Regions from separate parts of the Homo sapiens genome. Here regions 2, 3, 4, 5, 6 and 7 are each linked to region 1. Evidence: chromatin contacts called from ENCODE Hi-C or POLR2A ChIA-PET data. All regions are on one chromosome and are shown on one strand. Each heading gives the region's core, a stretch centred on a gene start or an enhancer-like site at or near the end of the contact. The rest is flanking DNA. Distances are from core to core; before and after follow the strand shown. Region 1 holds the start of STX12 (syntaxin 12). Region 2 holds the start of YTHDF2 (YTH N6-methyladenosine RNA binding protein F2). Region 3 holds the start of SFN (stratifin). Region 4 holds the start of GMEB1 (glucocorticoid modulatory element binding protein 1). Region 5 holds the start of GPN2 (GPN-loop GTPase 2). Region 6 holds the start of SNHG12 (small nucleolar RNA host gene 12). Region 7 holds the start of TRNAU1AP (tRNA selenocysteine 1 associated protein 1).

Evidence for each region. Hi-C counts contacts between places; a loop is a spot of excess contacts on that map. ChIA-PET counts read pairs that join two places held with the same protein, here RNA polymerase II (POLR2A). Pooled maps may share reads with other maps.
Region 2: a map of CD8-positive, alpha-beta T cell shows a loop between it and region 1 (20-fold over the local background). The contact joins the promoter of YTHDF2 here to the promoter of STX12 in region 1. A Hi-C loop is called at or near these places in 1 of 168 maps with a recorded cell type or tissue (CD8-positive, alpha-beta T cell), 1 of 37 single-sample maps with no recorded cell type and 6 of 50 pooled maps. POLR2A ChIA-PET finds 5 or more read pairs at or near these places in 1 of 52 experiments (activated T-cell).
Region 3: a loop to region 1 is called in a pooled map, with 5 times the contacts of the local background. The contact joins the promoter of SFN here to the promoter of STX12 in region 1. A Hi-C loop is called at or near these places in 2 of 50 pooled maps. POLR2A ChIA-PET finds 5 or more read pairs at or near these places in 2 of 52 experiments (GM12878 and HEK293T).
Region 4: a map of naive thymus-derived CD4-positive, alpha-beta T cell shows a loop between it and region 1 (15-fold over the local background). The contact joins the promoter of GMEB1 here to the promoter of STX12 in region 1. A Hi-C loop is called at or near these places in 1 of 168 maps with a recorded cell type or tissue (naive thymus-derived CD4-positive, alpha-beta T cell) and 7 of 50 pooled maps. POLR2A ChIA-PET finds 5 or more read pairs at or near these places in 1 of 52 experiments (Caco-2).
Region 5: a loop to region 1 is called in a pooled map, with 4 times the contacts of the local background. The contact joins the promoter of GPN2 here to the promoter of STX12 in region 1. A Hi-C loop is called at or near these places in 7 of 50 pooled maps.
Region 6: a pooled map shows a loop between it and region 1 (7-fold over the local background). The contact joins the promoter of SNHG12 here to the promoter of STX12 in region 1. A Hi-C loop is called at or near these places in 8 of 50 pooled maps. POLR2A ChIA-PET finds 5 or more read pairs at or near these places in 8 of 52 experiments (CD4-positive, alpha-beta T cell, CD4-positive, alpha-beta memory T cell, GM10248 and 5 more).
Region 7: a map of ascending aorta shows a loop between it and region 1 (13-fold over the local background). The contact joins the promoter of TRNAU1AP here to the promoter of STX12 in region 1. A Hi-C loop is called at or near these places in 2 of 168 maps with a recorded cell type or tissue (ascending aorta and naive thymus-derived CD4-positive, alpha-beta T cell) and 9 of 50 pooled maps. POLR2A ChIA-PET finds 5 or more read pairs at or near these places in 2 of 52 experiments (activated CD4-positive, alpha-beta T cell and activated naive CD4-positive, alpha-beta T cell).

The regions. Positions count from the first base shown.
Region 1 is chr1:27,770,722-27,774,911 of GRCh38, reverse strand. It overlaps STX12 (syntaxin 12), which reads right to left and starts at 1,693. Exons shown (of 9, transcript NM_177424.3): 1 at 1,487-1,693. The coding sequence starts at 1,604. RefSeq lists enhancers at 856-1,356, 1,554-1,703, 1,357-1,857, 1,824-1,973 and a silencer at 1,234-1,443.
Region 2 is chr1:28,734,846-28,739,035 of GRCh38, reverse strand. YTHDF2 (YTH N6-methyladenosine RNA binding protein F2) reads right to left here and starts at 2,096. Exons shown (of 5, transcript NM_016258.3): 1 at 1,889-2,096; 2 at 1,354-1,378; 3 at 698-777. The coding sequence starts at 1,915. RefSeq lists enhancers at 1,490-1,599, 1,482-2,380, 2,700-2,749, 3,280-4,179.
Region 3 is chr1:26,861,064-26,865,253 of GRCh38, reverse strand. It overlaps SFN (stratifin), which reads right to left and starts at 2,105. Exons shown (of 1, transcript NM_006142.5): 1 at 798-2,105. The coding sequence starts at 2,041. The coding sequence ends at 1,295. RefSeq lists enhancers at 1-56, 267-396, 1,541-2,420 and a silencer at 2,290-2,439.
Region 4 is chr1:28,666,818-28,671,007 of GRCh38, reverse strand. It overlaps GMEB1 (glucocorticoid modulatory element binding protein 1), which reads right to left and starts at 2,224. Exons shown (of 10, transcript NM_001319674.2): 1 at 2,169-2,224. RefSeq lists enhancers at 983-1,042, 1,093-1,142 and silencers at 1,673-1,962, 1,973-2,082, 2,113-2,252.
Region 5 is chr1:26,888,517-26,892,706 of GRCh38, reverse strand. It overlaps GPN2 (GPN-loop GTPase 2), which reads left to right and starts at 2,424. Exons shown (of 5, transcript NM_018066.4): 1 at 2,424-3,021; 2 at 3,582-3,738. The coding sequence starts at 2,611. It overlaps GPATCH3 (G-patch domain containing 3), which reads left to right. Exons shown (of 7, transcript NM_022078.3): 5 at 1-37; 6 at 169-296; 7 at 1,481-2,219. The coding sequence ends at 1,697. RefSeq lists enhancers at 2,081-2,350, 2,861-3,030, 2,386-3,263.
Region 6 is chr1:28,580,559-28,584,748 of GRCh38, reverse strand. It overlaps SNHG12 (small nucleolar RNA host gene 12), which reads left to right and starts at 1,766. Exons shown (of 6, transcript NR_146382.1): 1 at 1,766-2,659; 2 at 3,520-3,638; 3 at 4,103-4,189. SNORA16A (small nucleolar RNA, H/ACA box 16A) reads left to right here and starts at 3,696; the gene lies at 3,696-3,829. RefSeq lists enhancers at 2,599-3,384, 3,385-4,170.
Region 7 is chr1:28,550,874-28,555,063 of GRCh38, reverse strand. It overlaps TRNAU1AP (tRNA selenocysteine 1 associated protein 1), which reads right to left and starts at 1,979. Exons shown (of 9, transcript NM_017846.5): 1 at 1,927-1,979; 2 at 1,327-1,424. The coding sequence starts at 1,953. RefSeq lists silencers at 673-967, 1,900-2,039 and enhancers at 2,190-2,249, 1,973-2,267.

The DNA of each region.
Region 1 (4,190 bases), core at 444-2,943:
ACATTTAGATTTAAAAGCAAAGTGAGCCTGGGCAACATAGTGAGACCCCATCCCTACAAAAAATTTAAAAATTAGCCTGGCACGGTAGATGCATCCTTGTAGTCCTTGCTACTCAGCAAGCTGATCAGGAATTCAAGGTTATAGTGAGCTAGGATTGTACCACTTCACTCAGATCACTGCATTCTGCCTGGGTGACAGAAGTAGACTCTGTCTCGAAAAAATAAATTAAAAATATTTTAAATCAAAAAAATTAGGCTAGGCACAGTGGCTCACGCCTGTAATCCCAGCACTTTGGGAGGCTAAAGTGGGAGAAGTGCTTGTGCCCAGGGGTTTGAGACCAGCCTGGCCAACATAGCAAGACTTCATCTCTACAAAAAAGAAAAATTTTTAAAAGTTTAAAAACGAAAGCAAAGTGACACTCTTTAAAATATAGAATATAATTGTAATTCAGGACTAACTAGTTCTACCTATTAACAGAGTACGCCAAGCTCACAAAACAATAATAAACAACAAGGATGATGACCACCATTCTTTCCAAGTAAAGCTGCTGCTGATCTCCTGTTTATAAGGCTCCAAGATGATTTTCAAGCACAAGAAACACCCTGTATTTGACTCATTCAGCTACAGTTTCACTCAGACCCTAATGGGGAGGAGGGAGTTTTAAGACAAGCAATAGCATTCTGAATTCCACCAACAACTCTACCATGCCTTACTTGCTATGTGGTTGTGGCTAAGTGTCTTAGCTTCCCTGTGTACCAGATTTGTTCAAGAGCAGCTAAGTAGGGAAGGAAAACAAAAGCCTCATCTGCCTGAAATCCAAAAATACACCCCAATTATTTGTTACAAAAGACAAAATAATGTAAATTGAAATGCTGTTGGTGAATTCTCTTTATTAAAATGAAGTCATCCCACCTTTCAAATACCAGTCATTGTGTCTGATTTCCGAATTCATTACAGGAAGAACTGTGTATGAAGTCACCCAAACACATGCACTCTCCACTTCCCTTAATTGAAAGTTGCTGATTTCCGAGGAGCCAGGGGCTGAGCAGAATGTAAACCTAAAGGCTAAATCAGTAAACAACCCCATCCAAACTGGTCTAAGAGGAAAGCGAGGTGGGTGGGGAGGAAGGTGGGTGACAGGAGAAACTCGGCTGACCACTGCGCCAAGTCAACGCACTCACAGCTCTCGAGGTGACACACACTCCCCTTCCCACCCTCGGGCTGTCAAGTCGGCTGTTTTGGTCCCAGCACCGTGGGGGCAGAACTCCAGAGAAGCAGCTCAAGCTTCAGCTGGGGCCGGGGACCCTCGGGCAACCCGGGCCTGACAGATTGGGGGATGGCAGCCCACCGCCCCCAGGGTGGACAGCCCGAGACAGCCCCAGGTGTGGCCTCGGCCGTAGCCCCAGCCGGGCCCTGCGTCCCGGCAGCCTCACCCAGGCCTGTCCCCGGGACAGCTCCCGCCCCCCAGCTCGGTACCCCGGCTCACTGGCTTGGCTGATCCGCTGGATGTTGCCGCTGCACGTCTGGATGATGCTGCTGAAGTCCCGGAGCTGGGGCCCCGAGGGCCCCGGGTTCCGGTACATGTCTAAGGGACCGTATGACATGACGAGGAGCTGAGACCTGCTCGCTCTACACCGCTCTCCTACCGGAAGCAGCCGCCAGCCGGGACCCGCAGGCTGACGGAGAAACTGGGAAGAGCAAGGGCGGGGAAGGAGCTAAGGCTGCGTGCGCACTAGCCCCGCCCTCACGCGGCGCGCACGCGTCCTCCCCGCCCCGGTCCAAAGTGCGCAGGCGCCGCTGGGACTGGAGCTGGGACTGGAGCTGGGACTGTAGCTTAGAGACAGGACTCCCCGAGGCTTGGGGATGCAGGGCGGGGAGATGACGTCACCTAGTTGGGGCTGAGATTGGATGAGCTTGGGTGGAGGTGTTGTTTCTCGCCAGGGCACAGTGACAAGAGGCAAGAATTTTCGATTTGCATAAAACTGTACCAGATGATCTCAGCCCTTACATCCTATTCTGTTCTGAGAATTCAGGCCCAAATATGGGAGAATTCAACGTTGAAACTCAGACCCGGAACCAAATCGTAACCCGAAATTCCTCTCTACTTCCATCCCCAGGGCTTTGGTAGTGTTTGGGGTTTCCAAACCACTTTCATTTCTCCCTCCACCCCTCTTCTAATCTAAACAATAAAATAATGTTTATTGAGCACATACTATGTGAATCCTCACCGCAATTCACTTGTTCATAAGATTTTTCACAGCAGGGGACGATGCTCTATCTATATTTTTATCATTAGAATAGATAACGGAGAGTCGGTTTTTTAAATGTTGAAGTAAAGTAATTCATCAAAGTAAGCATTATTATTTTCCCTCTTACCGATGAGAAAATTAAGACCAGCGAGGTTAGTTCGCCTTGCTGAAATTTGACTGCAAAACCCAAACGCTAAGCTGACTCTCTCCTCACCTCGCTACTTCTCTAAAATTCATTCTCGTCTAAATCTCTCCCAAATAGCTCGTTCATCTATATCCCAAGCCGGGATATCTTGGAGAACTAGATTCCTAAAATTTAAAAATCGTTCCCTTAAGTAATTTGGAATGCATGACCTCAATGTTCCCACAGAAAACTGCATTTTTGTAAGCCTATGTTAAAAGGAAAGACATAGGATTTTGGTTTGGGAGGAGATCAAGATAGTGAGAAGTGAAGGGGAACTGGCTGCGTTTCCTGTGTTCTACACCCCACCCCACCCCACCCCAGCCTGCTTTGTAGTCTTTGGAAAATGCAAAGACAGAAAGCTGCTTGCCTGGATGAAAGGAGACCCAAAGTGAATGAGCCTGTATATGGCCTTAGGATTTTTTCTTTATTTTATTTTTTTTGAGACAGGGTCCCGCTCTGTCACGCAGGTTGGAGTGCAGTGGCGCGATCTCTGCTCACTGCATCCTCCTTCTCCTGGGCTCAGGAGGTCCTACCACCTAACCTCTGAGTAGCTAGGATTACAGGCGTGCGCCACCACGCCCAGCTAATTTTTATATTTTTTGTAGTGTTGGGGTTTGGCCATGTTGTCCAGGCTGGTCTCAAACTCCTGGGCTCAAGCAATCCACCCACCAGCCTTAGGATTTTTTAAGGGTGACTATCTCTATTTTTCGTTGGAGAATTTATGAGAGCATTTTTTTTCCCTGTCTCTAGAAAGAGACGGATGACATTTGGGGACTCTTATTTTGGTTATTTTATTTTATTTTATTTTTGAGACAGAATCTTGCTCTGTTGCCCAGGCTGGAGTGCAATGGCGCAATCTCGGCTCAATGCAACCTCCGCCTCCTGGGTTCAAGCGATTCTCCTGCCTCAGCCTCCCGAGTAGCTGGGATTACAGGCGTGTACCACCACGCCCGGGTACTTTTTGTATTTTTAGTAGAGATGGGGTTTGACCATGTTGGCCAGGCTGGTCTCGAACTCCTGACCTCAGGTGATCCACCCGCCTCGGCTTCCCAAAGTGTTGGGATTACAGGCGTGAGCCACCGCACCCAGCCTGTTTTGGTTATTATTATAAAACCTTACCGTTTCTTAGAATCTGTAGTTTTATGTCAAATCTTAAGCAAGTCATGTAAATTGCACTTTTTTACCTATATAATAGTACTGATGATTTTTTTCATTTACATTTGACACTATTTAAAGTGAAGTTCAGTAAAGATATTTTTCTTTTAGGAATTAAAAATATTGTTTTCTTTCTCCATGTAAAATAAAAGTGGTTTTTAGGCTGGGCGCGGTGGCTCACAACTGGAATTCCAGCACTTTGGGAGGCTGAGGCAGGCTGATCATTGCTTGAGCTCAGGAGTTCGAGACCAGCCTGGGCAAAATGGCAAAACCCTATCTCTACCAAAAATACAAAAATTAGCTGGGCATAGTGGCCTGAGCCTGTAGTCCCAGCTACTCGGGAGGCTGAGGCAGGAGTGTAGCTTAAGCCAGGGAGGCAGAGGTTGCAGTGAGCATCTCTCATAGCAGTAAATCTGTGCCTTGCAAATACTGGATGTCAAACAAACATTTATTGAATTAACACATGAATAATAAAAATAATAATTTTATCATTGCTTAAATGCCTGTTAGGTGCCAGGCAGTATGAACACATTTTGTGTACGTTATCAGTAATCTCCAAGATAAAGCCCATCTGATAAAGACCACCTGTAGTCAGACAAAGT
Region 2 (4,190 bases), core at 847-3,346, 960 kb before region 1:
GAAAATTCAGAATATTTAACACTGTAAGAATCCCTAAATTCTGCACTGCTACATTCTTGGTAAGGAAGAAGACAATTATTCATGCACATGTTACTGCCAGTAGAGTGTTATCAGTATTACGTTCTCAATACAGTATGGTTGCTGATATTACAGAGATGGGAATCTCAACGGCCTAGGACATTTGCAGTTAACTGTTTTATAATACATTAATAGGTATTAAGGAGGTGAACCCTCAGAACATGGGATTTCCTGATAGAGGGCAGAGAAAAAATACAGGTATTAAGAAAGTGAATCCTCGGCTAGGCGTGGTGGCTCACGCCTGTAATCCCAGCACTTTGGGAGGCCAAGGCGGGTGAATCACCTGAGGAGTTCAAGACCAGCCCGGCCAACATGAAACCCCGTCTCTACTAAAAAAATAGAAAAACTAGCTGTGTGCGGTGGTGCACACGTGTAATCCCACCTACTCGGGAGGCTGAGACAGGAGATTCGCTTGAACCCGAGAGGCGGAAGTTGGAGCGAGCCGAAATTGCGCCACTACACCCCAGCCTGGGCGTCAGAGCGAGACTCAGTCTCAAAAAAACAGAAAACAGAAAAAAGAAAAAAAAATGAATCCTCAGAAAATGGGATTTATTGGTAGAAGGCGGAGAAAGAATATACCACACCCTTCGATTAGATATGTAAATAGTTAACTACTCACGGGCCTTGCCTGTGGACTCAAGTAAGGTTCAAAATCATCATCGTTTAATCCATCCTTTTGATGTACAGATCCATTTTGTACTAAAGAAAAAAAAATTCAATTAGGAGTGTCCCAATCCTACAATCTTCCTTTCAAATTAGTTCATATATGCTAACCAGAGAAAAACCTTACTAGTTAACAAAGCACGTAAGATTGAACTTCAAAAGGGTAAGAGATGACAGTGAATGCTGAAGCGACAGTCGCCAGTGAAAATGTCCCCCTCCACCCAGAGCAAGTTGATCTAAAAAGGTCATTTTATTGGCTCCTCTGGATTTCCATTCCCTCCCGCTTCCCCTCCCCCATCACATGAGAGTACTTCCAGAGAGTGATCCACGAGGATGAAAAACAAAGGCCTTCTAAGACCTACAGGAAACTAAGGACCTGGAGCGTTTCAAAACCCAATCCACCCCCACCCTTAATGAATTACTCCTTGTTAGCGAAAAAGCTGTTCGCCAGCTGCAAGAACACACCGAAAGGGTCAAAATACTTAAGTGTGCGGCACCTGCGAACTAAGCGGCTTCCGAAAGGTCCTCCGCCCGGGGCGCTTCCCGGAGACCCCGCCCCCACCGCCCCGCGTCCCCCTCCCGGCTCAGGGCCACCGGCGGAGCGGGACTTACCTTTGTTTCCTTGACCTTTTGGTCTCTGCAGGGGAAGGAAACGTCGCCGAGCAGCAAGTTGTCCAAAGGAGAAATGGAAAAGGAAGAACAAATTAAGGCAGGGCCCGAAGGGAGAATAAAGGAGCAGGCCCGAGGGGAGGCGTCAGGAATGGTAGTGAGGAAGAGGCTGAAAATGGGAGGCGGGGGAAAGCGCCAGGCCCGTGGGGCAGGGGAGAAAACGCGGCAGACGCGCCACCGGCGACGCGAGGAACCCAGGGCTTTAAGGAAGGGGAAGGAAACAAGGAAGGAAAACGAGGCCCGCCGAGAGAAGGGAACGCGGCGCGGCCCGGCCCGTGGGCTCCGAGGCCCGAGGAGAAGCGGGAAGAACAGGCTGAGGGAGAGGCGCCGGGCGCGGCCGGCCTGAGAGGCCCGAAACCTGGCCCGCAAGAGACGACGCCTCGGCTCGGCTCGGCCTGCCCAGGAGCGGCGGGCCCGGGCCTAGTCGGGCTCCTTCTCGCCTCACACAATGGCCGAGGCATGCGGGCCGGGCCTGTACCTGCTCCAAGAGGCTGCTGGCCGACATGGCTCTCAGATCCTCACGGGCGGCGACGGCGGCGAACTCTCCTCAGCGCGGCGGCGGCGGCAGATGAGCCCCGTCTGCGGGAGCAGGCGGAGGCTTTTGTCCCTGACACTCGGGGGCCTCGGCGGACGCAGCGGAGACACAGCGCGCGGCTCAGGCTCCGGCTCCGACTCGGCGACGCTCTAGCCCAAGAGCTCAATGCCCGTCTCTATGCTTTTACGCGCGCGCCCGCCCCCCACCGCCTAAAGCAGAGCGCCGAACAGCGGAGGCGGGCGGCGCGCGCGGCGCGAGCGCTGACTCTCACATTCACTCACCCACGCGGAAGGGGCCCGGCGCGAAGAACCCCGGGAAGGGAGAGGCCGGCCGCTGCGCCCTCTGGCGGATTGGAGGAGCGGAAGCCGTGCTCACGGCCTCCCCGCCCCCACCGCCCCAGGATTAAGGCCTAGGGGGTTTGGGACGACCAGGGTCGCACCACGAGGTTTCGACTAACACCTGGAAAGACTAGCTCTGGCTTCAGAAGAACGACAAAAGCCGGTTTCTCAGTGAGGGAGGGGCCTCCGAAGCCCGCGAGACCTTAAAATGAACCTGCCTTCCAGCTGCAAGTGATACCCCACCCCCATCTGGGAGGTAACCCGACCCCTAGGGAGTCACACAGTCCCCAGGGAAACTTCATGGGGGCCCTGTCCGGGAGTGACCCGCCCCCGCCCCCGCGAGGGGCTTGGTCATCCTCTGTTAGCCGACTACAGAAAGAGTACCCAGAGAGCAAAACACACACCGAAAGAATCCAGTCTCCCGCAAAAGAGATTCACCCCTTAGCATTGCAGGAAGGAGAATCTACAATTTATTTTCGGGGAAATCGCTGGCCCCAAGATAATCTGTTAAATTGTGGACTTTATTTCCAAGAAAAATACACCTCATGCATCTACACAAAACTTTCAAGGAGTCCGGAGAACCTATGAATCTTAAGGACCTCAAGAGGGAAGCAAGGAAATTAACATTATTGAAATACCAGCTGTGGGCCAGGCTTTGTTGTTAGGTATTTTCAAACACATTAAAGTCTTTCGACAACTTCAAAATCGCTATCAGTCTTTCGGTTTTTTACGACTGGAAAAACAGAAAGCTTAAGTAATGTGCCCAAGTTTACAAAACTATTAAATAGCCAGGTGTATCTGACACTAACATAATGGTATCTCTCTACCCCTACGAGACTCTGTATTAGGGAACCAGAATATAGGGGAGATGCAAAGGATGGGCAAAAGTATTTTCAATCAGAAGCAAAGCCAACTCATGCAGGAATATTTGATACTAGGAAAGCCCATCTAATAGCTTTTGTTATTGCAAGTACGTCGTGGTAAACAGGTAACTAATGCACTAATTGTCAACCTCGTACTATCCACACGCTGGATATAGGAGGCTTGGGTGGACTCGGTAAAATAAATAACATGGCATCTTGGATTTAACATCATAATTTGGTCAAAGTGCTCAAAGCACTTTTTTTCTCTGCCCATAATCACATTTATGGTAGGAATGAGTAAGGTCAGGCACCAAAGGTGAAGGACTTTTAATGGAGACAGTAAAATGTCAAGTCTGGGAGCATAGATTCCATCAAGGGAATAGAATAAACCTAGTAATACTTCTTTTTAAAGATACTCGGCTACGGCGGGCGCGGTGGCTCATGTTTGTAATCCCAGCACTTTGGGAGGCCAAGGCGGGCCGGATCATGAGGTCAGAAGATCGAGACCATCCTGGCCAACATGGTGAAATCTCGACTCTACTAAAAATACAAAAATTAGCTGGGCATGGTGCCATGCACCTGTAGTCCCAGCTAATCGGAGGCTGAGGCAGGAGAATCGCTTGAACCCGGGAGGCAGAGGTTGCAGTGAGCCGAGATCACGCCATTACACTCCAGCCTGGGCAACAGAGCGAGACTCGTCTCAAAATAAATAAATAAATAAATAACAAATAATAATAATCAGCCACTTAGCTCCATGGCCCAGATTTATGTATAAACTGTAAGCGGTTGCCTATACTTACCCTTGGAGGCAACATGGCATTGTAAAAACAGCATTAGACGAGAAGTCATATGCTGGGAGACAAAGGGTCTAAATAATGGTTTCCCCACCCAGATGTGCAATACTGGGTAAACAACTAAAACCTTTCTTAGATTCCCTCATTTGATAAAGGGGATGATGGATAATGATACCTACCCAACAGGTTTGTCGTGAAGATAAACTTTAAAAAAAAAAAAAAAAGCCGGGTGCGGTGGCTCACGCCTGTA
Region 3 (4,190 bases), core at 856-3,355, 910 kb after region 1:
GGCGGGAAACTCGCCGCGCGCGTTCCGCCGCTCACTTTCCCATTGGCCAGTCAGGCCCCCGGGGCGGTACCCTGGGGCAGCTCCCTCCTGTGATTGGGCGGTATTGGCCTCGGGCCCCGCCTCCAGTCCAGGGCTGCGAAGGCGGGACGGAGCAAGGCGGCTGCAGGTTCCGGCGTGTTGCTGGCTGCAGAGAGCTCAGGCAGCGGGCTCGGTAGGCACAGCTCCCAGCGGCCCTTCCCACCCAGCTCGTCCTTCCTCCCCTTCAGCCCGTTTCCTTTTGTCTCCATCTCCGAACTCTGTGGGACGTGACCCTCTCCTAAGATCTAGGCTTTTTTGGCGGCGCTATACCCCTTCCTCAGATCGTACTCCCCTCCGCTGAGATCTGAGCCCTTGATGAAACTGTGACCCGCCTGCAAATCGGGTGCTCAGTGCCGCTCACTACTGCGGCGCTGTCCTTAGATCTCACGCCGGAGACTTCACTATTTCCTGCCCCGCTCCACCAGAGCTCGTCAGCCTCCCGCGCCGTGGCTCCCACTCACCTCCCCTCAGCCCGGCAGAGGAGCCACGGCGCCTCCTGTGGGTTCACCCGACCCTCCCGGTCCCGTCCAGTTTGACTGGGGCCGCCGTGATGGAGAGAGCCGGACCCCGGCCTCACCTGGACTCAAAGTCTTGCGTGCGGGCCACTGAGCCACCTAGGGAGTTCAGGGCCCTAACTCAGAGGTCCAAAGTCAGGGTCTCTAAGTCAGATTCCAGTCCCACTCCCAGCCCATCGCCAAGAACTGGAAGAGAGACAGGAGGAGTGTCACAGGGGAACTTTATTGAGAGGAAACATGGTCACACCCAGCAGACATGCTTTCCCTCAATCTCGGTCTTGCACTGGCGCGCGCGCACACACACACACACACACACACACACACACACACCCATCTCCAGCCCCTGCCACTGTCCAGTTCTCAGCCACAAGGCGGGACACTCCTCAATTCCTACGATCAGAGGCAGCAGGGGCAGGAGGGAGGCAAGAGGAGGGGAGAAGTAGCCTGGTCCTGGGGTCGGGAGGAAGCGGGTGCGGAGAGCAGGGGTGGGGGCATGACCAGTGGTTAGGTGCGCTCAACAGCTGCAAGAAGAGTGGGATCCCCAGCCCCAGGTGGCCTCAGCTCTGCCAGTCCCTCTCCACGGAGCCCTTTGGAGCAAGAACAGCGCCTAGGGGAGAAGGGTGGGGCCTCCCACCCCATACTAGTCCTCTCGGCAGGGTGGGGGACTGGAGGGGGCAGGGCGGGGCGGTGGCGGGCAACACTCAGCTCTGGGGCTCCTGGGGAGCCTCGCCCCCCTCTTCCCCGGCGTTGTCGGCCGTCCACAGTGTCAGGTTGTCTCGCAGCAGCTGCATGATGAGGGTGCTGTCTTTGTAGGAGTCCTCGCTGAGGGTGTGCAGATCAGCCATGGCCTCGTCGAAAGTGGTCTTGGCCAGAGAGATGGCCTCCTCGGGGCTGTTGGCGATCTCGTAGTGGAAGACGGAAAAGTTCAGGGCCAGGCCCAGGCGGATGGGGTTGGTGGGCGGCATCTCCTTCTTGCTGATGTCCATGGCCTCCTGGTAGGCTGACCGGGCTGAGTCAATGATGCGCTTCTTGTCGTCACCGGTGGCCACCTCGGCCAGGTAGCGGTAGTAGTCACCCTTCATCTTCAGGTAGAAGACCCGGCTCTCGGCGTCCCCGGCCTCCTTGATGAGGTGGCTGTCCAGCAGGCCCAGCACGGTGTCGCACACGCCCTGGAGCTCAGTCTCCACCTTCTCCCGGTACTCACGCACCTCGGGCCCCTTCTCCTCCGAGCCCTCCTCGTTGCTTTTCTGCTCAATACTGGACAGCACCCTCCAGGCAGCCCTCTGGCCGCCCACCACGTTCTTATAGGCTACTGAGAGCAGGTTTCGCTCTTCGCAGGAGAGCTCCTCGCCCTTCTCCACGGCGCCTTTCATGAAGGCTGCCATGTCCTCATAGCGTTCGGCCTGCTCTGCCAGCTTGGCCTTCTGGATCAGACTGGCTCTCTCCATGGCTCTGGGGACACACAGGCGGGCGGCGGGCTAACTGCTGCCTGGGACCAATGCCGGACTCTGTGTCTCTCCTGCTCTTGGCCTGCCTTTTGGCTGGGTGGCCAGGCCCAGAGAAGGGTGGGGAGGAGCAGGGGGCGGGACCAGGGCCCAAGACCTGCCTCCCTCTCCTCTCTTCCCCACACCCTTTCCGGCTCTGCAGTAAAGGTAAAAAGGCTGGGATGTGGGGGTGAATCATCAGAACAGTCAGCAGGAGAAATCTGGGCGTGGGCCCCACCTGCACTGGCACCTTTCCAGGCTCCAGGCTGCCCCCTCTTGTTCGGGGCTGGCATCACATGGCTGCCCACATCAGGAAACGGCTTCTCAAATCAGATCCACTTTCACAGTGCCCTTCCAGGGGCTAAGGACGGCTTTAGCCCCTGGCTGCTTCAGCCTCGACAGAGCCCATAAAGGTTCAGGAGGATGGGGTTCCTAATCCTGCCAGGTAACTTCCCCCCTTGGTTCAGGTGAGGATAACTCATGTTTAGGTAGGGCCATGGAGTTTCCCAAGCACTTTCATATTCACGATCGAATTTAATCCCCACCATGTCTCTGTGACACACACAGGACCATAGAGATGGGAACACTAAGTCTCAGAGAGGGGTGAGATTTGCTCAAAGTCACATAGCCACCAATTCCCTGAAACTCCTTTCTGCACCCTCTTCCTTTAGCTTTTCTCCCATTGAGGCCTCTGACCTATGAGCTCCAGACTGTGTTTGGAAGTGAGATCCAGGCTCCTTCTCAGTCTACCTGAAGATGGTTCCATCCTCCAGGCCTCATTCCCCCTCAGGGTCCCCTCTGAGCTCCCAGAATGCGCAGGTGGCAGCTTTCAGAGTGCCGCTTAATGAAGTGTTTAACAAGCAGCCTCTGAAGCTCCAGCCCAGCCTTTGTAATTAGTCACCCAGTAGGTTTGTTGGACACATTTCCCATCACTACACAATTTTCCCTTTCAAGTTGGTGGCCTGTTGCCACTTGTTTGAGGATTTACCCTCTGGCCCTCCACGCCAGGTCACCTGCCCTCTCCAAGCCACATGCCATCAGGTACCAGCGGGGCTCACAGAGGGTGGGGTCCAGCTCCCCGGCTGTCCCACTTTCCTGCCTGACTCAGACTGCTCTCTGTCTGAGGCTGGGAAGCAGTCCAGTTTGATCCCCCAGGGGGGACGCTAGCAACCTGGGGAGAGAGAGGACTGAGAAAGGGAGGTGGCAGTGACACATACCATTCTGTTTTATGGGGCAGCAATTCCAGCTACGTGATGCCTCCCCCAGCCTGTTTCTCAGAAGTTTACTTGTTCTTTCCTTTTTTTTTTTTTTAAATAGAGAGCAGATCTCACTACATTGCCCAGGCAGGTCTCAAACTCCTGGGCTCAAGCGATCCTCCTGCCTCAGCCTCCCAAAGTGCTGGGATTATGGGCATGAGCCACTGTGCCTGGCCTGTTCCTTCCTTTTGACCATTGCCCCATCTCTGACCCCTGGCAGAGTCCTCAGAGATGGAGACCTCTGTTGCCAACGTTCTTTCCCTGCTTGCCGGAGCCCTGGCCTCAAGTTTCATCAAGAGTTTCACCTAAGGGTGTTGGCATTGAGCCTATAGGGATGGATTCCTGCTTATCTGCCCCACCCATAGCCAAAGCTTAGATGGGGCTCAGAGGTAGGGCTCCCTTCACTGGGATTCTGCCGACCTAATAGTTGAGCCAGGATAATTTCACAGGCCTGTGTCTCCCCCAGCTACTCTGAGTGTCTGAACACTCATCTTCCCTCCTGGAGGGAGGCTTAGGCCAGAACTCTGGGGACCAAAGACGAGATCCTTCTCTTTGCCACAAGGAGGAGTAGGGACATGTCTGGGCTAATGCTACAGGGTTTCCAAGGAAGTAAAGGGGATTTTAAGTTTGACGTCCCAAAGATTTTGCTCAAATCAGAGAACTGACACAGAAAACAATAGGAACCACACTAAAATACCAACTTCTAGAGGGTATCTTGAGGTAGTGAGAGTGAGTGATTTTGCTTCCCTTTGATTTTCTTTCTTCTCAATTTCCTTTTTAGAGATAGGGTCTTACTCTGATGTCCAGGCTGAAGTACAGTGGTATGATCACAGCTCACTGCAGTCTCAACCTCCTTG
Region 4 (4,190 bases), core at 975-3,474, 900 kb before region 1:
GATAAGAGTTATTTGGAGTCATCCCGCTACAGTCCGGTGGACTTTGGCTTAGGGCAAGACCAAAATACTGCCCCCACAATAAACCCAATGAAGCTGAGTAGAAGCTACCTATACAATGTATTTGCTGAAGTAAATAGGAACCCAAAAAAAATCATTTAAGTAAGATATTAAATATACATCCTTGATATAAGGCTCTCAAATTAGGAGACGGTGCAACCATTGAATAAGTTTCCCCCGCCGGGCGCAGTGGCTCACGCCTGTAATACCAGCACTTTAGGAGGCCAACGCGGGCGAATCACAAGGTCAGGAGATCGAAACCATCCTGGCTAACATGGTGAAACCCCGTCTCTACTAAAAACACAAAAAAATTAGCCTGGTTGGGCCAGGCGCAGTGATTCACGCCTGTAATCCCAGTACTCTGGGAGGCTGAGGATGTGGGATCACCTGAGGTTGGGAGTTCGAGACCAGCCTGGCCAACATGGTGAAACCCCGTCTCTATTAAAAATACAAAAATTAGCTGGGTGTGGTGGCGGGCGCCTGTAGCCCCAGCTACTCGGGAGGGTGAGGCAGGAGAATCGCTTGAACCCAAGAGGCGGAGGTTGCAGTGAGCTGAGATCGCGCCATTGCACTCCAGTCTGGGCAACAGGAGTGAAACTCCGTCTCAAACAACAACAACAACAACAACAAAATTGGCTGGTGTGGTGGCACGCGCCTGTAGTCCCAGCTACTCGGGAGGCTGAGGCAGGAGAATCGTTTGAACCCAGGAGGCGGAAGTTGCAGTGAGCCACCACTCCAGCCTGGGCGATAGAGTGAGACTCCGTCTCAAAAAACAAATAAATAAATAAATAAATAAAAAGGGTCCCCAAATGCACTTTGGTAACTATTAGAAGAGGCAAGGAGGAAGAAGATAATCCCTCAAGACTAGAATTATGTCTGACAGTCTCTTTTCCTAAAACCCGTCTTGATTGGCCTAAACAGACACCAATCAAGGCCCCATCTGTGTCTACTAGGAAGTGGTTTTGAGATTTCTCTCATCTTGAGAGAATCCAGGGCTGCGCCTGCTCTGCTGTCTAGGTCAAGACTTCACCCTCTTGTCTTGTGGATCATCCTCCAAAGACCCTCGGGTTGAGATTTTGCCTTCATCTCTCCTGCCCCTCAATTAGATAACACCTGGCCAATTCCTGTCATTTCAGAAAGCGGGAACACCTTAAGCATCTTTCCTCAACGATCTCTGCTTCTCTCAAAAAGATAGGTTTCTCCATCCCCTGACCGAGCGGGTTACTTTGTTCTCCACCTAGACATCAAGAGGCACCTAGACACCTTCCATCCCCTCAGGTTTGGACGCTGCTCTTTCGTACTTCAGGAGGCTCTAGGAGTCTTCCTACCACGCGCTCATCTGTGGGGAGACCTGGGCCTGCTCACTTCCCCTTAGAGCTCCTCTTCCTTCCCTGCCTTTGGAAAAAACCTGCCCTTTTTTCCCTTGTTCTGAGTGGCCGAGGCCTCTACCGCGCCCCTCGGGATAAGCTGGACTCTGCTCTCCTCAGAAGAACCCACTCTGTACTCTTGCTCTCCCGCCAAGGCTCCGAGAGGGTCTCCTCCCAGGCGGGCATCCGGGCTTCCAGCACCTATCGTCCCCCTCCCACTGGGCAGGACCCAGGCCTCCAACCAGCTCCTCATCCAAGGGCCCGGTGCTCCCCGGACCCCGCCTTTGGGGATACCCCAGGCTCCCCGGACCCCTCGATGGGGTCCTGGGCGCCTGGCCCTCTCAGTCCGGAGTCACTCCGGCCCCTCCTGGCCCCTGAGCCGAGTACTTCCGGGCCCCTCGGTCCGGGGGCGCCGGGGCCCCCCCAGTGGTGGACTCGCCGGTTCCCGCCGCCCTGGTCTGGGGCCCGAGCCCCGGCGGCGCGGCCGGCTGCGCTGGGGGCGGCCCGGCGGCTCGGGCGGACCCAGCGGCAGCGTCCCCCCACCCCCCCGCGGCGCCGCGACGTCCGCTCGCTCCCCGGCGGCGGCGGCGGCACGCACAGGGCGTGGGGAGGCGCCCGCGGAGGCAGCAGCCCCCCGCCCCCTGCGCGCCCGCCCGCCCTCGCCGGCCGCCGCGCGGCCCCCGCGCCCGCCCCCCCGCCCCCACCCCACCCCGCGCCCGCGCGCCCACCCCTCCCCCTCCTCACCGTCTCCGTCGGGCGGGCGGGCGGCGAGCGGCCAGGGCGGGCAGGCGACGGAGCATGCGCAGAGGCCGCCACGGCAGCTACCGCCACCGCCGCCGCCAGGCCGGGCTTCAACACTTCCGGCCGCCGCCGCCGGAGAGCTGGCGCCTTAAAGGGGACGCGTCCCTATTGCCGGTCCCACCGAGGATTAACCTTAGCCAAGGGATTTGGGCCTTACCTAAGCAGAATTCTTTCGCCCTTGAAAATCAGTGTTGGAAAGGTCGCTAGAGACCCCAGTAACTCTCCTTCCCGCACTCATAGATGAGGAAAATAGGCCCTAAATGAAAGAATCACCTCAACCACAATTGAGGGCCAAGCTAGCTTTCTCGACTCCTCTGGAGGACTCTACTCCATTTACCTCCCCAAATCCTGTTTTATGAAGTTTACATCTTATCGGACCCTTCAAGTTACAATCCAGCTATCAGTTTGCAATCAGAAGATCTGCATAGATCAGTAACTGGTCACGAGTCCTTGAGCAAGCCCTAAGCATTGTCTGACCCGTGCCTGTTTGCCAAGTTTTTCCTGCTTGTGAGTTTCTGGGTTGAAGTCTTGACTCCCCTGCTGGAAGTGTAAACGACTCTGGAGGAATTTCTTGACAGCTCTAAACCTGTTTCCGATAAGACATAATGTGAGTGCTAAAGAAGGTGATACCTGCATGAAAAGTGCTTCAGAGAGTTCCTGGGGTCAGTAATAGTAATTAACAAGTATTAAGACCTTTATTTTTTATTTATTTATTTATTTTTTTAGACAGAGTCTTGCTCTTTGGCCAGGCTGGAGTGCAGTGGCGCGATCTCGGCTCACTGCAGCTTCAGCCTCCTGGGTTCAAGTGATTCTCCGGCCTCAGCCTCCCGAAGAGCTGGCACTAGAGGCGCGCGACACCACGCCCGGCAATTTTTTTTTTTTTTTGTATTTTAGTAAAGACAGGATTTCACCATGTTGGCCAGGATGGTCTCAATATCTGACCTCATGATCCACCCGCCTGGGCCTCCCAAAGAGCTGGGATTACAGGCGTGAGCCACCGCGCCCGGCCGTATTAAGACCTTTCTATGGCCAGGTGTGGTGGCTTACGCCTGTAATCCCACACTTTGGGAAGCCGAGGCGGACAGATCACTTGAGACCAGGAGTTCGAGACCAGCCTGGGCAACATGGTGAAACCCCGTCTCTACTAAAAATACAGAAATTAGCCGGGCGTCGTGGCACGCGCCTCTAGTCCCAGCTACTCAGAAGGCTGAGCCAGGAGAATCACTTGAACCCGGGAGGCGGAGGTTGCAGTGAGCCGAGATCAGGCCATTGCACTCCAGCCTGGGCAACAGAGTGAGACTCTATCTCAAAAAACAAACAAACAAAAAGACCTTTCTATGGCCTATGGCTTGGTGAAGATGCTTCTGTCTTGTATAATCCTCACAGCAACCCTACTAAGTAAGTTTCTCTTTTTTTTTTTTTTTGAGACGGAGTCTTGCTCTGTCGCCCAGGCCGGAGTGCAGTGGCGCAATCTCGGCTCACTGCAAGCTCCGCCTCCTGGGTTCACACCATTCTCCTGCCTCAGTCTCCTCAGTAGCTAGGACTACAGGCGTCCGCCACTACGCCTGGCTAATTTTTTTGTATTTTTTAGTAGAGACAGGGTTTCACCGTCTTAGCTAGGATGGTCTCGATCTCCTGACCTTGTGATCCGTCCGCCTCAGCCTCCCAAAGTGTTGAATTACAGGCGTGAGCCACCGCGCCCGGCCCTTCTTTTCTTTTCTTTCTTTTTTTCTTTTTTTTGGTGGGGGGGACCGGTCTGGGTTGATCTCCCAGGCTGAGTGCAGTGGCGGGATCTCGGCTCACTGCAGCCCCAGCCTCCAGTGCTCAAGCAGTCCTCCTGCCTCAGCCCCCGGAGTAGCTGGGACCACAAGCAGGAACCACCATGCCTGGCTAATTTTTACATTTTTAGTAGAAATGGGGTTTTACCATGTTGCCCACTCTGGTCTCTAACTCCTGGGCTCAAGC
Region 5 (4,190 bases), core at 1,175-3,674, 880 kb after region 1:
CGAACGCCAGGTGGGCACCTTTGAGCGCCACACCAAGGTGAGTTAGCACTGTGCCCACCCCATGGACCCCTCTCTTTTCCTTCTCTACTTTAATTCCTTCTCCCATCCCCATTCTCCCTGCTCCCAGCAGGAGCCCCATTTCTTGAGTCTTGTCCCTTCACTCTGCAGGGCATTGGGCGGAAGGTGATGGAGCGGCAGGGCTGGGCTGAGGGCCAGGGCCTGGGCTGCAGGTGCTCAGGGGTGCCTGAGGCCCTGGATAGTGATGGCCAACACCCCAGATGCAAGCGTGGATTGGGGTAAGTGTGACTGAGGGACTTCCCTGGGGGCCCAAGCCTTTCAGCTATGCCCTGGTTTCCCTCTTCCCACTGGTTTTGGCATGGCTGCTGGGTACTCGTGCGGGATGAAATTCAAAACAGTTAAGAGGAAAAAGTGGATCTGGGCCAGGCACGGTGGCTCAAGCCTGTAATCCTAGCGCTTTGGGAGGCTGAAGTGGTAGGATTCCTTGAGCCCAGTTTGAAACCAGCCGGGCAACATATGAGACTGTCTCTGTTAGAAAAATAAAAAGTCCGGGCGTGGTAGCTCACGCCTGTAATCCCAACACTTTGGGAGGCCCAGGTGGGCAGATCATTTGAGGTCAGGAGTTAGAGACCAGCCTGGCCAACATGGTGAAATCCCCGTCTCTACTAAAAATACAAAAATTAGCCGGGCGCAGTGGCTCATGCCTGTAATCCTAGCACTTTGGGAGGCTGAGGCGGGTGGATCACGAGGTCAGGAGTTTCAGACCAGCCTGATCAAGATGGTGAAACCCTGTGTCTACTAAAAATACAAAAAATTAGCTGGGCACGGTAGTGGGTGCCTGTAATCCCAGCTACTCAGGAGGCTGAGGCAGGAAAATCGCTTGAACCCAGGAGGCAGAGGTTGCAGTGAGCCAAGATGGCGCCACTGCACTCTAGCCTGGGTGACAGAGCAAGACTCTGTCACAAAAAAAAAAAATTAGCTGGGCATGGTGGCATGCGCCTGTAGTCCCAGCTACTCTGGAGGCTGAGGCAGGAGAATCGCTTGAACCCAGGAGGTGGAGGTTGCAGTGAGCCGAGATCACGCCATTACAATCCAGCCTGGGTGACATAGTGAGACCCCATCTCAGAAATAAATAAATAAATAAAGTAAATCTGACTTTTTTTTTTTTTTTAAAGAGTAAGCCCTAAGGCTTAACAAGATCATTCATACCCTTTGTTGGAGGAGTTTGGACTTGATGGTTACTATTAGGAAGTCTGTAGTGACAGAATGAAAATTTTATATGAGGCCCCTTCTTGCTGGCACTGTCAATGGATAGATAAGAGGGCTGGAGAACAAAGACCCAGATTTAAAGCCTCTGTCTTTGGACAAACCAGATATGTAGTAACTACTTCCCCGTCCTCTCCCAACCCCTTTAACTGGAGTTTGAGAGCAGCCTTCTCACTGAGAGCCCGTTTTTATCCAGGTACCATGGAGAGAAGCTACAGCCATTTGGGCAACTGAAGAGGCCCCGTAGAAATGGCTTGGGGCTCATCTCCACCATCTATGATGAGCCTCTACCCCAAGACCAGACGGAGTCACTGCTCCGCCGCCAGCCACCCACCAGCATGAAGTTTCGGACAGACATGGCCTTTGTGAGGGGTTCCAGTTGTGCTTCAGACAGCCCCTCATTGCCTGACTGACCGGGTTGGGGGCTTCCTTTCATAGCTACATGATGAAAACCCTCTGCCCTGGCCTCATCTACCACTGAAGCAGAAAGGAGTCTGGGAGCAGCAGTCTTCGTGGCTGGTTCAGGGTGTTTTGTTCCGAGCCTGCCTGCCTGCCGGTTCTATACCTCAGGGGCATTTTTACAAAAAGCCCCCTCCCGTCCCCTCCCCTTGGATATTAGGGGTAACGACCGCTTGTCTTTGGTCTCTAACCCTAATCTCTGGGCTTGCCCTTTGCCTCCTGCAGAACTTTGAAAAGCTGGGTTGAGTGAGGCTATCAGCACAGCCTTCCTTGGGGACTCTGAAGGTGTCCCCACGAAGGCCAGAAAGGGGGAAAGGGACCTGGGCGAGGAGAGGATTTGTGGTGCTTGGAAGAGCCGGCCTTGGGTGGGCCCTCCACCGCCTCTACCCTCACTGGGTGGGACTGCCAGCGGAGAGTCCGCGGGAGGTGGCTTGGGTGTGCGACGTCACGGAAGAATAAAGACGTTTACTACTGGAGCTCCCTTACTTTTCTAATTCGAGTCTGAAGGTTAGAGAAATTCCGAGAGCGATTTTCCCGCAAAGACCCCACATTCGACCCACTACCCGCGAGAGAAATGCGGCTGCGCCGCCCGCCCCTCGGCGTCTAGCTTCGTCCCCGCCGTGAGGGCGGGACTTCCTCTCGTTGGCTCGCCGTTTCCGACGCTGTCCGGAAGTCGAGTTAGTCTAGTTAGTATCGGCCTGTTATCTCCTTTTGCGCGACACGGTCTCAGCTGTTCCGCCTGAGGCGAGTGACGCTGGCCGCCAACGAGGTATACGTACTGGGACCCTCGCCCTCAGTCTCGTCTCCGGCGCGGCTACCTGCCCCGTTTTCCCTGTGAGTTGACCTGCTCCGGGCCGCGGGCCGCCAATGGCAGGGGCCGCTCCGACCACGGCCTTCGGGCAGGCGGTGATCGGCCCGCCGGGCTCAGGGAAGACCACGTACTGCCTGGGCATGAGTGAGTTCCTGCGCGCGCTGGGCCGGCGCGTGGCGGTGGTGAACCTGGACCCGGCCAACGAGGGGCTGCCGTACGAGTGTGCCGTGGACGTGGGCGAGCTGGTGGGGCTGGGCGACGTGATGGACGCGCTGCGCCTGGGGCCCAACGGCGGCCTGCTCTACTGCATGGAGTACCTGGAAGCCAACCTGGACTGGCTGCGTGCCAAGCTCGACCCCCTCCGCGGCCACTACTTCCTCTTCGACTGCCCAGGCCAGGTGGAGCTCTGCACGCATCACGGCGCCTTGCGCAGCATCTTCTCCCAAATGGCGCAGTGGGACCTCAGGGTGCGTCTCAGGGCGGGGAGGCCCATTTTGCGGATGGAGTAACTGAGACAGGGAGGACAGACGCCACGCCCCCATGTCACACAGGGAGGTAGGGGCTGGGTCGCTTTGGAGTAAAACAGGCATGAGTTCAGAATCTGGCTCTGCTACTGACTGGCTGTGTGGTGTTGATAAGTCAGTTCATCACTCTGAACCTCAGTTTCCTCACGTGTAAAATGTGTTAGTAGCCAACTTGGCGATTTTGGAAGTATGGAAGGGGTTAATGTCGAAAGTGGCATGGAGATTGTTGTAAATTGGTGGGCAAAAGTAAATGAAAGAGTGGAGTCAGATGCCATGGGATTTAAACCCCTTGCCCACTGGGAGGCTCAGTGCAAGACCTCTTGTAAGAAAAAAAAAATGACTCCTATTTCCTGGGAGAAGGAAACCAGGGTGGTTATTAGAAAGAAACAGAGGCAGGAGACTAATGGGGAAAGCTTCCCCTCTGTCCTCAAGCCCTCATTCTCATGAGGGAATGCTGATCCCTGTTTCTCCAGGCCACTCTCACCCTGTCTATTCCCTCCCAGCTGACTGCCGTCCACCTCGTGGATTCTCACTACTGCACAGACCCTGCCAAGTTCATTTCAGTACTGTGTACCTCCCTGGCCACCATGCTGCACGTGGAACTGCCCCACATCAACCTCCTTTCCAAGATGGACCTCATTGAGCATTATGGGAAGCTGGGTAAGAGCTTCTGTTCCAGGCGAAGAGCAGGGCAGCAGCTGGGCTAGAATGAAGCAGACATCTCAGCTGAAGGTAGCTGCCTCTGGTGCCTTGCGTGGTCTGGTGATAGTAGCCACAGGCAGGTTCTAACTCCTGCCCATTTATTTTGTGCCACTCTGTGCTAGTTACCGTTGTAGATTTTGGAGACAAGAGAGCTACAGATGGTGTTAGGTGTTACAAAGGAATTAAAGTGATACGACAGTGAATATTTGGGAGTGAAGTGAGTGAGCTTTGGAGTAAAACAGGCATGAGTTTAAATTCTGGATCTGCCACTGAATCATCGTGTGGTCTGGGTAAGTCAGTTCATCTCTCTGGACCTCAGTTTCTCACTTCTGCTCTGAAGCAGTGGCATCTGAGCTGAGACATGAATGGTGAGAAGGAGCCAGCCAAGGGAGGACTGTTCTATGCAGAGG
Region 6 (4,190 bases), core at 517-3,016, 810 kb before region 1:
TCTTGGCCAGGCTGGTCTTGAACTCCTGATCTCGTGACCCACCCGCCTTGGCCTCCCAAAGTGCTGGGATTACAGGCATGAGTTACTGTGCCTGGCCTTATTTATTTTTAAAGGCAGGGTCTCACTTTGTTGCCCAGGCTGACCTCCAGCTCCTGGACAGAAGTGATCCTCCTGTTTCAGCTTCCCAAGTAGCTGGACTACAGGTGATCCACTGCATCTGCCTTAATATAATATGTATATCTATCTATCTATATATACACACACATAGATATAGATAGATATATATAGATATATTTTTTGAGAGGGAGTCTCGCTGTATCACCCAGGCTGGAGTGCAGTGGCATGATCTTGGCTCACTGCAACCTCTGCCTCCCAGGTTCGAGCGATTCTTATGCCTTAGCCTCCCAAGTAGCTGGGACTGTAGATGAGTGTCACCATGCCTGGGTAATTTTTTTTTTTTGTATTTTTAGTAGAGATGGGGTTTTGTCATGTTGGCCAGGCTGGTCTCTAGTTCCTGATGTCAGGTAATCCACCTGCCTTGGCCTCCCGAATTGGTGGGAGCTACTGCGCCTGGGAGATATACATTTTTTCTTAATGGTTTTTTGACAGCTTTATTGAGGCATAATTGACACAGAATAAACTGCACAAGCCTGGGCGAAAAAGCGAGACTTCATCTCCAAAAAAAAAAAAAAAAGTTTAATAATTTTACTTTTTTTCTTTTTTTTTTGAGACGGAGTCTCGCTCTTGTCGCCCAGGCTGGAGTGTAATGGCTCCATCTTAGCTCACTTCAACCTCCGCTTCCCAGGTTCAAACGATTCTCCTGCCTCAGCCTCCCAAGTAGCTGGGATTACAGGCGCCTGCCACCACGCCCAGCTAATTTTTGTATTTTTAGTAGAAACGGGTTTTCACCATGTTGGCTAGGCTGGACTTGAAATCCTGACCTCAGGTTATCTGCCCCCTCGGACTCCCAAAGTGCTGGAATTACAGGTGGGAGCCACCGCGCCCAGCATAATTATTAAGCTTTTAAAGCGTAAACAAACGGCCGGGCGCGGTGGCTCGTGCCTGTAATCCCAGCACTTTGGGAGGCCGAGGCGGGTGGATCACGAGGTCAGGAAATCGAGACCATCCTGCCCAACATGGGGAAACCCTGTCTCTACTAAAAATACAAAAAATTAGCCGGGCGTGGTGGCGGGCGCCTGTAATCCCAGCTACTTGGGAGGCTGAGGCAGGAGAATGGCGTGAACCCGGGAGCGGGAGCTTGCAGTGAGCTGAGATGGCGCCACTGCACTCCAGCCTGGGCGACAGAGCAGCTCCGTCTCAAGAAAAAAAAAAAAAAGCATAAACTACAAAAAAAAAAATTGACTCTTAGACTTCATAAAAATTAAAAAACTTTTAGCAGGCTGGCTGGCGTGTGGAGACCAGACTGTCGGGAGCAACAGCAGGATCTGGGAGATAAGAGACTATTGCTATCATCTGGGTCAACGATTAGGGTAACATCAGTGGAAGGGGTAAGAAACAGTCAGATTATTGATACATTTTAAAGGTAGAGCACACAGGAGTTGCTGATGGCTTGGACATGTGATGTTAGAGAAAGAGAGGAGTCCAGGACCACAGGCATGCGCCCCCACGACCTGCTAAAGTAGTACTTACTTTTTATTTTATTTTATTTTTTTGAGACAGAGTCTCGTTCTGTTGCCCAGGCTAGAGTGCAGTGACGCGATCTCGGCTCTCTGCAAGCTCCGCCTCCCGGGTTCACGCCATTCTCCTGCCTCAGCCTCCCGGGTAGCTGGGACTACAGGCGCCCGCGACCACGCCCGGCTAATTTTTTTTTGTATTTTTTTTTAGTAGAGACCGGGTTTCGCCGTGTTAGCCAGGATGGTCTCGATCTCCTGACCTCGTGATCCACCCGCCTTGGCCTCCCAAAGTGCTGGGATTACAGGCGTGAGTAACCGCACCCGGCAGTAGTACCTACTTTTTAAAGTGTAAGCAAGGAAAGTTGGCCCGCACCTGTAGTCCCATCTACCTGGGAGGCTGAGGTGGAAGAATTGCTTGAGCCCAGTTGGTCGAGGCTGCAATGAGCCTTGATCACGCCACTGCACTCCAGCCTGGGCAACAGAACAAGACCCTGTCTCAAACAAAAAAGTGTATGTAAGAATAAAAATTAATAGATTAGGCACAGGATGGGTGTTTAATTCTCGGCAATCACCACTAAGTTTTCATACTGAGGCTTATTCATTCCATGGGCAAAACATTGCGCTATGTGTGGTGCCTGGGGTGGGCTCCAAATTCCAGTCCTCTCCTCGCTTGCGATAGCTGTGTGATCCATTCCTAAGTTTCCTTATTTGTCCACAGAGCGTACACAGGGTTTTTATGAAAACTAGATCAGATAATCAGACACAGTTAAAATAGCACGCGCTCAGTAAAATTACATATTAGTGGAAGAGACAAGCCTTGAATAAATCGCCTTTCGGGGAGTATGACCCCCTCCCCGAAACCCACTCAGGCGCTGCTCGCTCGCACGCCCACTGAGCTCGGAGCGGAGCCCGAGCCCTTTCCCAGCACACAGGGTTCATTTCCAGACTGAAAGACATCCCAGAGACAACTCCAGAGGCCAAGGCGGGTCGGCTTCCTGCGTGGGCCCAGCGCCGGGCACTGAAAGGTGAAGGCGCTTCTTCCGCTCGGAGGAAAGCCTCTGGCGGTTCTCGCTTCGCGGGCTCGGGATGGACACGCGCGTAGGGCTGGGGAGGTGACGCGCGGACAACGCCGGGGCGAGCAAACTACAACTCCCAGGCAGCTGTGCGCCACGCGGGCGGCCTACTGTCGGGTGTGGCCGCGAGGGGCGGCCTATATAAGCTCTTGCTCGCGGCTTCAGCGCCCTTTCTCCCCGCCGCATTCCCGGTGTCGACTTACTAGCTGCAAGCCTCTGCCTGCCTTCCTGCGCGCCGTTCCCCGCTAGTCGCTGCTGCTGGCGCGCACTCGCCGGGTTTTTCCTCCCACGGCCTCGAGATGGTGGTGAATGTGGCACGGAGGAGCCGGGCCTTCCAACCCGGTGGGCCCGAGCTCCGAAAGGCCCCCTCGGCAGTGAGAGGGGCGGGAGCCCGCGGGGGCCGCGCCCTTCTCTCGCTTCGGACTGCGCAACGCTGCGCTCTGGGCTGACAGGTGAGTGTTGCAGGCAGGCGGCCGGGTTTACGGAAGGGGTGGGGGTTTGGGAACCGGTCTCCTGGGGGATGCGGGGATGAATCCCTGGGCCTGAAGTGTCTTAATTCAGGGGGAGGCCGCATGCTGGTGTCAGGATGGCCTCCAGTTGAATCTGTGACATTTACCAGCTAGGTGATTTTGGGACTGGTGACTACGCGCGAGACCTCTGGAGGTCGCCCTGGTAGACACGGTTTTCAGAAGGACGGGTTTTAGGCATTCAGACCCTTGCGTGCATCCCAGCTTGTTGCTTTCAGCCTCGCTAAGTGACTAAGCGACCTTCAGGAAGTAACTTAATCGGTCTAAACCTCTTACCTGTAATAGGCGGATAAAACGGTCCCATCAAGACTGAGAAAAAGCACACCAGCTATTGGCACAGCGTGGGCAGTGGGGCCTACAGGATGACTGACTTAGTCTACAGAGATCCCGGCGTACTTAAGCAGGTAGTAATGATGGACAGGTGAGGCTTTAGGCGGCCGCCCTGGGATCTGAATTGCCCCTTGGCCCTTATCGAAGCTGCAGCTGCTTCCGCATAGCTGCTGTGGTCAAAAAGGAGCCCAGAGTGACAGTTTTCCTTGACGGTCGCCGTTCTGTTTGTTGTAACTGATCTGCAACATTTTGGGAAAATACAGTTCCATTGTACCTGCCACCTTTCAGCTGTAGCCAGAGACCTTTATCAAAATGGGCTTGTTTCCACAGAACAGCAGAACGGTTGGGGGTTTGCATGTACAGTTAACCAGCATAAGACTCGTACTGGGAAAATCCAGCTGGGATGTGACACAGCTTAACTGATAGCTTAAGGCATCAGTATTGGGACCAAAGGCTGGTCAGATTTGTATCATTCTGAGGACCAAATGATGGGAACAATAAAATTGTTCATGACAGTTGTTCTCATTTTGCTGTCCAGATGAAGACTCTTAAGATGACAGAAGGTGATTTTTCTGGTGATCGAGGACTTCCGGGGTAATGACAGTGATGAAATGCAGGGGACCTGG
Region 7 (4,190 bases), core at 730-3,229, 780 kb before region 1:
GTTTCTCCATGTTGGTCAGGCTGGTCTCCAACTCCTGACCTCAGGTGATCCACCCTTCTCGCCTCCCGAAGTGCTGGGATTACAGGCATGAGGCACCGCACCCATCCTCCACAATTTTTTAAATGAATGGCATAAGAGTTAAGGGCCCTCATGAGCTTTCAGGATAGACTCGAATTCAAGTCCTGACTTGTTATTTATTATAACTCTTTTTTTTTTTTTTTGAGACAGAGTCTCAGCTGTCGCCCAGGCTGGAGTGGAGTGGAGCGATCTCGGCTCACTGCAAGCTCCGCCTCCTGGGTTCACGCCATTCTCCTGCCTCAGCCCCCCAAGTAGCTGAGACTACAAGTGCCCGCCACCATGCCCAGCTAATTTTTTTTGTATTTTTAGTAGAGATGGGGTTTCACCGTGTTAGCCAGGATGGTCTCAATCTCCTGACCTCGTGATCCGGCCTGCCTCGGCCTCCCAAAGTGCTAGGATTACAGGCGAGAGCCACTGCGCCCGGCTATTTATTGTAACTCTTCAAGTTATTAAGCCTCTTCATAATAGTATTTACCTACCTCAGAAGTTTCTGAGGTTTTAAGGAGATAATGGATGTAAACTGCTTATTACTCAGCAGATCGTAATCTGACTATACTTACTGAGCATATGCTATATGCCATACACTGTCCTAATGATGAATGTGAATTAACTCATTTAATCCTCACCATAACTCTAGGAGGTAGGTGCTGTTATTTCCATTTTTATACTCAAAGTGAATGAGACAGAGCAGTTAAGTAACTTACCCAAGGTCATAGAGTAGAAATAGCTTTCAAACCCAGTCTCGCTTGAGTCCTGCGTTTTTTGTTTTTTTGTTTTTTTTTTTTTTGAGACATTGTTTTGCTCTTGTTGTCCAAGCTGAAGTACAGTGGCACGATCTCAGCTCACTGCAACCTTCGCCTCCCGGGTTCAAGTGATTCTCATGCCTCAGCCTCCGGAGTAGCTGGGGTTACAGGTGCCTGCCACCACACCCGGCTAATTTTTGTATTTTTAGTAGAGACGGGGTTTCACCATGTTGGCCAGGCTGGTCTCAAACTCCTGACCTCAGGTGATCCACCCACCTCAGCCTCCCAAAGTGCTGGGATTACAGGTGTGAGTCACAACGCCTGGCAAGTCCTACCCTTAAGCTACATGCCATCCTTCCACTCATTGGGACCTCAAAATGTTAGCTGTTATAATTTTACAGTGACTATTACTAGGGGTAGTGAGAAGCCATGACTACGATGTTTACATTCTCGTACATGACAGCTGCAACGAGATGTATTAAGAGAGACCTGAGATGAGACTTACCCAGTGAGGCGGTTTCGGATAATTTTGACGCTCATTACGGTCTCCCCCATGGTGGCAAAGGCTCTGGAGATGAAGTTCTCATCCATGTAGGGTTCCAGCTGCGTAAAAACAAGAGCACAGCGGCTCAGGCCGGCGGCCGGGCTTCCCACTCCGGGTTCCAGAGCCCCTCCCGTTCAGCCCAGGGCTGGCTACGCGCCGCTGGGGGAGCGAGGGGCGAGGTTCGCCTCCACTGAGCGGCCTGAAACCCCAGCTCTTTTGGTTCAAGCTTGCCCCGCTTTAGGGAGCCTCCCCTTGGACCTAGAAACCCCACTCCTCCGGTCCCAGAACAGCGCGCCTCAGTCCTTGGATTGCTCCCATTCTATGTCCCCAAAGCACCACCTTTCCCTCCCACGAACCCAGGTGGGGCCCCAGGACCCCTAGCCTCACGGACTCAGCCTCTTCACTTAGATGCTGGAACCCGCTTCTGTGTCACCAAAAAGAACCCCCGTCACACGTCTCCCCTTTCTGGGATCCCAAGTCCCCTCCCACTCAGATCCTTCCTCTCTCGCGAAACCGAGATGCTTCCTTGTCTTCAGACCCCGGACGGCTGCCCTCACTCACGTCGCCCATCCACAGGCTGGCCGCCATACCCGCGCACCGGGGTGGGGCTTTGCGGGCGGGGCTCTGCGGGCGGGGCTCGAAGGCCCGCGCGGGCGCCAATCCTGGCTGCGGAGACCGCTACAGAGCATGCGCCTCCGACGGCTTCTGCGCAGGCTCCCGAGCGCAGCGGCCCGGGTCGGGCAGTGTGTTCAGCTCCGGGTTTTTCCTGCAACCCACTGGGCGCTAGGCTTCCGGATCGCGGTGGGCGGAGTTCAGGCTGGAATGGGGCGGGCCAGATACCACCTGGCCCAGGCGGCTGGGTTACTTGGGTTTATTTCTGACTTTATATATTTAGAAAACAAACAAAACTACACACACACACTCGTCTGACTTTATATAGAAAACAAAACCACACACACACAGACACATATAATTACAACATTAATATATGCTCGTTAGGGCTGGGCACGGTGGCTCACGCCTGTAATCCCAGCACTTGAGGAGGCCGAGGCGGGCGGATCACGAGGTGAAGAAATCGAGACCATCCTCGCCAACAGGGGGAAACCCCCTCTCTACTAAAAGTACGAAAATTAGCGGGCGTGGTGGCGAGCGCTGGTAGTCGCAGCTACTCGGGAGACTGAGGCAGGAGAATCGCTTAAACCCAGGGGGCAGAAGTTGCAGTGAGCCGAGATAGCGCCATTGCACCGCAGCCTGGTGACAGAGCAAGACTCCATATATATACATACACACACACACACACATACACATATATATACACATATATACACATATACACACATAATACACATATACACATATATACACACATACACATATATATACATATATACACACACACACACACATATATATGTATGCTCGTTACTTGGGTTAATTTCTGACTTTACATATTTAGAAAACAAACAAGGCCGGGCGCGGTGGCTCACGCCTGTAATCCCAACACTTTGGGAGGCCGAGGTGGGCAGATCACGAGGTCAGGAGATCGAGACCATCCTGGCCAACATGGTGAAACCCCGTCTCTACTAAAAATACAGAAATTAGCCGGGTATGATGGTGTGCACTTGTAGTCCCAGCTACTCAGGTGGCTGAGACAGGATAATCACTTGAACCCGGGAGGCAGAGGCTGCAGTGAGCCGAGATCGCGCCACTGCACTCCAGCCTGGGCGACAGAGTGAGACTCTGTCTCAAATTAAAAAAAAAACAAAAAACAAAAAACATACACACGTACACACACACACAAACACACACATAATTACAACATTAATATATGCTCGTTGTAAAAAACTGCAGATACAAGTGCATCCAAAAAAGTGAAAATATCCCTCCGGACAACCCGGTTCCACTACCTCCCTATTGTTACCAGGGGTTCTTAGGCTCTCAATCCAACAGAAATTAACATGAGGCCAAAAAAGTTTTCCCAGACAAGTCTTCATTGGAGCTTATGCCTGGGTATAAGGGAGGCAGCACAAGAGAGCGAGAATTCCCTGACTCTCCGAAAAGAGCTGGTTGAGATGTTTTATTGGGCAAAGCACGGAAAGTGATATCAAGTGTAGGGTTTACAGGCTGGGCAGGACAAAGCTCATGAGGGTGGGGTATGAAGGTCAGCATATCCTGTTGTAATGATTATCTTTTTTTTTTTTTTTGAGACGGAGTCTTCCTTTGTCGCCCAGGCTGGAGTGCAATGGCACAATCTCGGCTCAGAATAGCTAGAATCTAGCCTCCTGGGTTCTAGCTATTCTCCTGCTTCACCTCCTGAGTAGCTGGGATTACAGGCGCCCACCACCAGGCACAGCTAATTTTTGTATTTTCAGTAGAGACGGGGTTTCACCATGTTGGTCAGGCTGGTCTCGAACTCCTGACCTGAGGTGATCCACCCACCTCGGCCTCCCAAAGTGCTGGGATTACAGGCGTGAGCCACCCATCGCGCCCAGCCAATGATTATCTTTAGTACTGGGCTACCTGGTAGTTTGGCTGTCAGCAACAAGGCTGTAAATGAAGTTTTCAGCATTTCTTCCTGAGATGAGACATTCCACAACCTTGGTTGGATAATTTGGATCTCCTAAGGCCAGATCCTAGAATTATTTTTATTTTATTTATTTATTTATTTATTCAGTTGGTCAGTCATTCTGAGAGAGGGTCTCTCTCTGTCGCCCAGGCTGGAGCGCATTGGCACAATCTTGGCTTATTGCAGCCTCAAACTCCCGGACTCAAGTGATCCTCCTGCCTCAGCCTCCAGAGTAGCTGGCACTACAGGTGTGCACCCC